Regions from separate parts of the Homo sapiens genome. Here region 2 is linked to region 1. Evidence: read pairs that join two places in POLR2A ChIA-PET (ENCODE). Cell type or tissue: K562. All regions are shown on one strand. Links, peaks and the distances in the headings refer to the core of each region. The heading gives the core; the rest is flanking DNA.

Evidence for each region. Peaks named below come from ENCODE experiments on the same cell type or tissue, not always from the same donor. Only the 100,000 strongest peaks of a DNase experiment are listed, where the experiment ranks them.
Region 2: POLR2A ChIA-PET joins it to region 1 with 7 read pairs; 1 of 35 experiments calls an interaction of 5 or more read pairs at or near these places.

The regions. Positions count from the first base shown.
Region 1 is chr2:96,155,804-96,160,183 of GRCh38, reverse strand. No RefSeq gene overlaps it. Among named protein-coding and RNA genes, the nearest start is that of DUSP2, 13 kb to the right of the region's middle. RefSeq lists enhancers at 1,028-1,565, 1,574-1,713, 1,874-2,283, 2,000-2,294, 2,106-2,644 and 1 more. In K562, for the core only: no CTCF peak of the experiment used is centred there; DNase peaks (open chromatin) are centred at 1,813 and 2,193; H3K4me3 peaks cover 196 bases.
Region 2 is chr2:96,010,541-96,014,920 of GRCh38, reverse strand. LOC124900512 (fumarylacetoacetate hydrolase domain-containing protein 2B-like) reads right to left here and starts at 4,177. Exons shown (of 4, transcript XM_047446740.1): 1 at 950-4,177. The coding sequence starts at 1,299. It also overlaps the pseudogene FAHD2CP. In K562, for the core only: CTCF peaks have their summits at 1,863 and 3,641; no DNase peak of the experiment used is centred there; H3K4me3 peaks cover 495 bases.

The sequences.
Region 1 (4,380 bases), core at 107-4,106:
AGTTCCTTATAGATTCTGGATATTAGAACTTTGTTGGATGCATTGTTTGCAAATATTTTCTCTTGTTCTGTAGGTTGCCTGTTTACTCTGTTGATGGTTTCTTTTGCTGTGTAGAAGCTGTTTAGTTTAATTAGGTCCCATTTGTTAATTTTTGGTTTTGTTCCAATTGCTTTTGGAGTCTCTGCCAGGGCTTGTGTCCAGAATGGTATTTCCTAGGTTTTCTTCTAGGGTTTTTATAGTTTTTATATGCTGGGAGTTCTGGGGAGGAGAGCCTGCATACCAGCCTGAGCTCCTAGTCCCCACTTAACCCTGGGCCACTGTCCTGTCAGCCAAATCGAACTGCTACCGACATACCTGGGTGCCACTGAAAGGTTTCCAGCAGAGCAATTTAGAAACTTAGAAAGTTCATTCTGGATGCTACAGGAGGAGGGGCGAGGCTGGAACCAGGATAGAGGTGGGGTCTCTCAACTCCCTCCAGCCAAAGACCACGAGGAACACAGCTGTAGTTGAACAAATCGGGCATATTTGCAGCGAGGGCAAACACACAGTACCAGGAACCGTGGGCGTCTGGGCAGGATGTGTGAGAAAGCACCTGTGCCACAGGCTGGGCTGTCCTGTGTCCTTGATGTGTTGTGGAGAATTGGACTCCACCTCTTGATAGAAGAGCGTCAAAATGTTGTAGTCATTTTTGCACTGTACCACAAGGCCATTCTTCTTTTTTGGGCTGGGAGAACAAGGAGAGGGAAGATGTTGTCAGAGTCTGGGACAGCGAGGGCTGTGAAGAGGGGCCGAGCTATGGGAACGGGAGTCCCAGAGGGACCCAGCCCGGCCCACACCTTGGTGTCAGGGCAGAGGAGGAGCAGGGATAGAAGTCCTCGAGACTCTTTCCCCACTTCGCCTCCTGGTGCCTTCTGGCTGAGTAGTCAGGAAGCAGAGAGTGAGAGATCCCACCTGACTGTCCGTGCATGGCAGCCTGTGGGCCCAGAGCAGGGAGGAGAACGGGTCTGGGAAGGGGAAGGGGACAGAGAGTAACCAGCAAAGCCACTGCATTCCCAGAGCCCAGAGCGGTGCCTGGCGCATAAGAGCTGCTCCACAAATATGTGTTGAATGGCTGAGTCTCACGGAGGTCTTAGTTCTGGGCAGCGCCCCTCTAATGTGTGTGATCCTCCTGGGGAAATTCCAGGGTGGAGGAGGAGAAGTTTATTGAAGGGGCAAGAAGGGGCTGGGGCCAAAAACAGTCAGCAACACCCTCTCGTGACCCAGCTCCTGGCTCTCTCGCGACTCTTCTTGCCGCTGATGTGACTGGGCTGTCCCAGTGCAGACTCTCTGGACCTCACTGGCCAGGGTCTGAGGGCCTCCTGCCAAGCTAGGACAAGAAGGGGCTGTGCAGGCGGCCAGGCCCCCTGGGTCCACCTTGGACTCCTGGATCCCCCGTGCCCTGAGCCTCTCAGCAAGCCTTGCCCGAGCCCGTGCTGGGCAGCAGGTCCCGAGGCGGCCCTCTCGGGAGCAGACGGCTGCAGTGCACCAGCATGGATTTCTTCTGTCCCAGCACCTGCTGCATGGAGCCTACAGAAGGGGCTGCCGATCAGGGAAAGGAGGAAGGTTCTCTTAGCATAAGCAGCCCGGAGATGCACGAGGAAGGGGCCCAGCTAGGTGGGGCAGGGGGGCACTGTCTGTGACGCTCCCCCTGAATTGACAACCATGGGGCCTCTGCTCTCCCTGACTGCCCTCTCTTGCCCCACAGGATCCAAAGTTGAGGAGTCAAGGGCCAGGAGGCTGAGAGGTGCCAGAGCAGGAGGGTCCTGGGGAAGGCTTTGTCCTCGGCTGTGAGAGAAGCTTACACATGGGCAGAGGGGCCAGGAAGAGCCCTATGCCTGGAGAGAGGCTGGGGGACAGAAGAAAAGCTTCTTCTGGGGTCTCCCTATAGGTGGGGGCTGCCCCCTGTGCTGGGAGGCCAGCCCACTTGCCTGCCCTCATGAGTCTGTTGTTCCTTCATTATTTTAATTATTTACGTATGGCAGGCCGTTCACAGCTTCCAAAACACCTTCCCGGATGGTGGCTCATTCAGTTCCGACAACAGCAGGGTGAGGTGGTGCTGCTGGGGCCCCTTTCCCAGTGAAGCGGCAGGGGCAGGGTGACATGATTCAGCACTGCCGCCGCCCACACAGAGGGGCCACCCCTCCTTGCACGCCATGAGGGGAAGGCACCCCGTGTGCGCCCTACTGCTGGCGTGTGAGCAGTTTCTATTTCCCTTGGCGGACTGGGACTATGGGGCCTTCTCCCCGCTGGGGCCTGTCACTGTCCCAGCCCTGGACCCAGCAGGGAACTTCCTCCACCCTCTATAGGGTGGGGTGTGGGGAGAGCCCCGCTTAGCCTCAGCTCAGGGCTTCTGGGCTGCCGGACACTGCCTGGCCCTGTGGTCCCCAACCCATGTGGCCACCTGCTCACCCATTTTCGACTCCATGCCAGGGCCAAGATGCTTGTAAGCCCCTTGTCCTTCCTCTGCTACTGACCTGTCCCCAGGCCCCAAGGGCTCCTTGGGGAGGTAGGAGATGGCTGAGGATAAGCCCAGTGGTTTTCTGTAACCTGTTCCTTCTGCCCTGTGGGAACCATGGCTGTGCACTGGTCCTGTCCACAGCCCTACTTGCCCAGTGTGGCTCTGGCAGGGGCCACCCCTGTGTTCAGGCATGGGGGCCTCCTGGGGGGACGGTGGCTGACCTGGGGGCAGGCAGGTTCTGCTGAGGGTGGGGGAAGGCAGCATGGCTCTGGGCAGCCTGTACAGGACATGTCTTCTGCCCCTCCAGCCTCTTGCTTAGGATTCACCAAGCATGACTCACTTTCCCTCTCTGAGCCTCAGTTTCCATATCTGTAAAGAAGGGCTGATGAGAATCCCTGGGGTGAGGACAGAGGGAGACATCCAAGAGGGTGGAGCCTGCTTGGAAGCAGCTGCATGACAGCAGCTCCCATGGGACAGCAAGTCCCTGAGGGCTTCACAGAGCTGCAGGGCACCCAAGAGGGAGCCACCACGCTCCGCCAGGGTGACGGGGAAGCTTCCTGGAGGAGGCAGCATTGGTGCTGGCCCCAGGGAGGCGGGCATGAGGGCATTCTGAGTCCACAAGAAGGGCATTGCAGACAGAGTGGCTGCTGTGAGCAAGGTGGTTTGGGGGCCATGGGCACAGGGTGGTGGGAAGAACTAAGCTGGGCTTTGCTGAAGAACATGAATCAAATAAGGGGAAGAAAGATGGGGCCTTGACTCCCTGCTGAAGGGTGTGGATGCATCCCAGAGGCAACTATAGGGAGCTGGGACTCAGATTTCCCTCGGGGAAGAAGACTTGGGCTGTGATGGGAGGGGGTGGGCAGACGGGGCCGGGAGAGGCAGAGGCAGGTGCCCAGGACCTGGGGGTGGCTGTTATCATAGTCTGGTTAGGAGACAACAGGGCCTGGCTGATTCTGAAACCAACTGGTTGGTTTGGGAAACCTCTGCTGTAACCTCACATTAGCCCCCAAACCAGTTTGTCACACTGCTTGGAGTCACCCCAACATGGGCCCTGGTGTGGGCACATGACATGCCGGGTCTCTGATCCTTTTGTGGCATGGAGTTAACCACCTCTCTGCTTTTCTGGTTTAAAAAACAGTGCTTGTTTGTTTTTCTCATATTTTATGTCATCATTCCAAACAAATTTTGGAGAATAAGTAAAAGGTAAAAGTGTGTTTGAAGTGGGCTCATCTCTCAGCCAAGGTGGAGGGGGTTCCCCAGCCCCTGGAAGATGGTGAACCCATCTGGGGTTCTAACCCACAACTAATCTGTAGCCCATCTAATTTGTAGCCACATGTGAGGTCCCATGCCCCGGGTCCTGGGCACACACGCATTTCTGTTCTGTTTCCACTGGGTGGGGGTGGGGGACTGCTGGGCTCCAACCAAGGTCAGATGGTGCCAGGGGCATGGGTGGCAGTGCGGCCATGGGCATGTCAGGCCTCCTCTTCCTTGGAGGACCTTACCACCATCGGAGAGGCAGGACTAATGCACAGAGCCCAGGGGCCTTAACGAGGAAAGGATGGGCGGGAGTCCCAGTTCTGCCTTGACATTGGGGAAAAAATTCCTCATCCGCCAAATGGGAATAGCAAGTAATTCCTGTCCCGCAAAGTGATGTGAAACTGATGAGAAGTGTGATTTTTTTTTTTTTTTTGAGATGGAGTCTCGCTCTGTTGCCCAGGCTGGAGTGCAGTGGTGTGATCTCAGCTTGCTGCAAGCTCCGCCTCCTGGGTTCAAGTAATTCTCCTGCTTCAGCCTCCCTGGTAGCTGGGACTACAGGCGCCCGCCAACACACCTGGCTAATTTCTTTTTGTATTTTTAGTAGAGACGGGGTTTCATTGTGTTAG
Region 2 (4,380 bases), core at 285-4,284, 150 kb after region 1:
ATCCAGTGTTGATTTCCTCTCCCCCTTAGGTAACTCATGTCCATGTAAAAGATACAAACTGGAATACATGGAAAGGTTTCCCTTTCCCCTTCCGGTTACCCCGTTCCCCTGGCTCTTCGCAGCTACTCTATGGATATTCTTCTCCCACCCTTTTGTATGCAAATGATAGCATACTATTCACATCTTTTAAAAAAACAACTGACTTTGGAGATCTCTGCTTAACAATATGTAACAATACATAGAGAGTGTCCTCTTTATTTCTTGTGGCTGCATATTACTGCTCTATAGAGATATACCCAAGTCCCTAATGAGGGACATGGAGTTTTCCAATCTTTGCAGATTATGGCAATATGGGAACATACTGTTAATACTGTGAGCTGTGAAACATTTGTATTTTTTTCCATTTTAATAGATGAAAATGACATCTTAAAGTATTTTTAATTTATTGTTCATCAGCTCCTTAGACCAGATTCTATAGGAGTCCAGGCTTCAGGGACACTCTCACCTAATCTAGTCCAAACCCAGGAACCAAGTGTCTTATAGAAAACCTCCTTGCAGTCCTCTCTCCTTGTAGGAGCTGGGAGTCTATATCACTCCCCCAGCTGCATAAGATGCCTTTTAGGACCCCCGGGCCCAGACCCGTCAGTCAGTCCAGGACTTCATTCCCAGAGGAGGCAGTGTGATGAAGTATAGAGTCCTGGTTCCAGCACCACATGTATGGCCTTCAAATTGTTAATCACCTCCCCTAGCTCTCAGTTTTCTCCTCTGAAAACTGAAGATGTTATTATATAAGATTTATAAGGATCTTTTAAGAGAATGGGAGAAAAGGAAAGGTGGGGTTACTCTGCTCCCTTGCAAAAGAGCTACCTGCTGGTGCTGTTTCCCAGAGCGGGGAGGATGTGGGGGGACCAGGGCAGCTGTGTCAGGGCGATGCTGCCCACTTACTTACCTTCTTGCCACTGAGAGGGTGGCCTCTCCCTGCTCTAGGAACTGCGTCATTGTCTTTGGGAGTGTGGGGTCAAAGGCATTGAGGTTGATAATCCCTCTACCATTCCCTGTCTCCAGGCCCAAGTGAGGCCCCACCAGGTGGGGTGCCCAGAACTGCACTAGTCTCATGTCTCTGGAGGGTTGAAAGGGCCACTTCTGAGCCTGCAGCAGAGCTGTGAGTAACCTTCTACCAGACACCACCATCAGAGCCTGCAGAGAAAAATGCAGGATCCAGGAGACGGAGGATCCCAGAGCCATCATCAGGATCTCTGAAATTCCTAGGGCTATATAGCCCAAGGCCCTTTGCCCCATCAACCGTTCCCTGCATACCACACGGGAAGTGGTCCAGGCTTGTATTTTACCTGCTATTCTTCATAAGGTGAAACTTTTCTACAGGAGCAACTACTACATGCTACGCAGTAAGTCCCAGGGATTCCAGTGTTCCTTCAACCAGTGCTTTCTGAAAGTTCCCACTGTGCTTGGCTCTGCTGTAGGTATTGGGGAAACAATGTAGGTGAAACTCAGCCCTGCCATTCTCCCTGCACAGGTCACAGATGTTAACAAGTGACGTAAGATTCAGCTATCAGGACTAATGCTGTGAAGATGGTCAGGGGCTCTACCCTTGTCTAGTTTCTGGAGGAAGTGATGTGAGCTGAGCTGGGCTAAATGAGCAGGACCAGGAATTAGCTGGGTGGCAGCCCAGCATGGGCAAGTGATGCTGGTGAAACTGGCTTCACAGTGGCCATAAGCCATTTTTTAAATGCTATTTTGGTCCTGTTAACCTCCAACTTAAAATGGTTTCCACTGCTCACATGATCAAGCTAGAACCTCTACCAGGCTGTCCTTGTCTTCTAGGAGCAGCGCCCCCACCTGCCTCTCCAGATAATAATTATTTCATTTCTCCTGATAGAGAACAAGTTGCCTGAGGGAAGAGGCTGCAGACAAACAGCAAGGTCTGGGCCTGACAGCCATCACTTGGTCATCTCCTCCCTGGATCCAGGGACATGTCTGTCTCTTTCACTGCCCAGCACTGTGCCTGGTGTACAGAAGGCTCTCAGTGACTTTCTGCTGAATGAACAAATAAGTGACAGAAGCAGAGGCTTGACATTTCACTACTTGGGAAAGCTTAGTGCTTGTTAACTTTAGGAGACATGGCTGTGCCTTTCCTCCTCAAATCACCTAGAAAGTATCCACAAGGGCCAGGCGCAGTGGCTCACACCTGAAATCCCTAGCACATTGGGAGTTCGAGGTGGGTGGATCACTTGAGGTCAGGAGTTCAAGACCAGCCTGGCCAACATGGCGAAACCCTGTCTCCCCTAAAAATGCAAAAAAATTAGCCAGGACTGGTGGCAGGCGCCTGTAATCCCAGCTACTAGGGAAGCTGAGATACGAGAATCACTTGAACACAGGAGGCAGAGGTTGTAGTGAGCCAAGAACATGCCACGACACTCCAGCCTGGGCAACAGAGCAACTCCAAAAAAAAAAAAAAAAAAGAAATTATCCACAGAGCTCAGGTCCTATTTTGAGTCCAAGGCTCCACTTAAAGACAAACACTATTCTCTTGTTTTGTTCTGAATCCAATTCTGGCCACTATTCCTTACCACATGGTGCCTTCCCTGAATGGTTCCTTGCTCTTACAACAAAGGCTGTTTGTATTGTACAGCCTTCTATGCCCAAAAATGTTGAGGCAGCTGAGCCCCAGACTCTTGGTCCTCGCCTGGAGATTCAATCTGCCTTGTTCAGTGAAAGACTCATTAGACTTAGGTCACCACTGTTGTGGCCCACCAGTTTGACTAGAAAACCGAGGGTTTTGACTTCTCTGCCCTGCTATCTTACACAAGCACCAACTGTGCCACTGTCAAAAGGCTGTTCGAGCCAAAGTGCACACACTCAGACACTCCACATGCTAACATAACAGTAACTGCTGCCGCTGAATGCCAACTATTAAGTGCTCTACCTACAATGTCCGATTTAATTCTTTTTTTTTTTTTTTGAGATGGAGTCTCGCTCTGTCGCCCAGGCTGGAATGCAGTGGCACGATCTTGGCTCACTGCAAGCTCTGCTTCCCGGGTTCACGCCATTCTCCTGCCTCAGCCTCCCCAGCAGCTGAGACTACAGGTGCACGCCGCCACGCCCAGCTAATTTTTGTATTTTTAGTAGAGACGGTGTTTCACTGTGTTAGCCAGGACGGTCTCGATCTCCTGACCTTGTGATCCGCCTGCCTCGGCCTCCCAAATTGTTGGTATTACAGGCGTGAGCCACCGCGCCAGGCCTGATTTAATTCTTGACGCTTGTGGAAGGTAGGTACTGTTAGTCCCATTTTACAGATGAAACAGTTAAGGCTTAAAGCGGTTAAGGGATTTGCCCAAGGTTACACAGTCTTAAAGCTAGGAAGGGAAGGAGCTGGGATGTGAATCCAAGTCCAGGTGACATTGAAGTCCTTGGTTCAGAAGCTTGTAATGCAAGCAAGAAAATCTAGCTTCAGCCCCATCTTCCTACCAAGGACATTTTAACCCAGAATGTTGTGGTGAGAAGTGGGGACCTTCCATAGGAAATCCTCCAAAGGCCCTAAAGATTGTAGTGAGAAGTAGGGACCTCCCACAGGAGATCCTGCAGAGGCCCTGCTAACAGCCATGCGTGGGGAAACTACAGGCGCCCTCTGGCTGTTGCCTCAGGGACGAGGCTGGTTACCAGCTCTCCAAGAGAACCCCAGGCCCCATTGACTGTTCCCTTCCCACATGACTCACACATGCAGGTTCATTCCAACCTTACAGCAATCCCCTCAGGTAAAGCGCCCTCACTTTACAGAAGAGGACACTGAGACTCAAAGGGATGACGTCAGGTGCCCAAGGTACTAGTCAGAAAGTGGCCCTGGGGCTTCTGCAACAACCACTATGTCACACAGTCCGAGCTCAATCCAACTCTGCAAGAGTCCATAAGCAAAGGGGCGGCGACGTGAGGTGGAAACAGTAGCCTGAAACGTGGGTGTGCACGTCGGATCCCATCCCACCGTCCACTCGCCTGGAAACCCCCAGTTTCCCCATATGCCCAGCTTCGTCCCCTGCAATTAGTGAGGGCTCACATGGGTCCGCCCCATCCGTGTGGTCGGAAACGGCCGGGAACCTGGTTCTAGTTCTGCCCTCCGCGGGAGACCTGCGCCAGGGACACCCTTCTGGCCTAACCCAGCCAGGCCTGGTCTACCTGGCGGCGGCGGCGGCGGCAGCCGGTCCTCCTGCGCTGAGTTAGGGCTCGCGGGGCGGGAGGTCAAGGGCAGCGGGCGCCTGAGCACTGGCACCAGTCACCGCATCCAGCCGGGGAACTACAGCAGCGGCGAAGTCACTGCCGCTCGGTGCGCACTCCAGCGAGAAGCGGGCGCGTCCGGTGACGTCACAG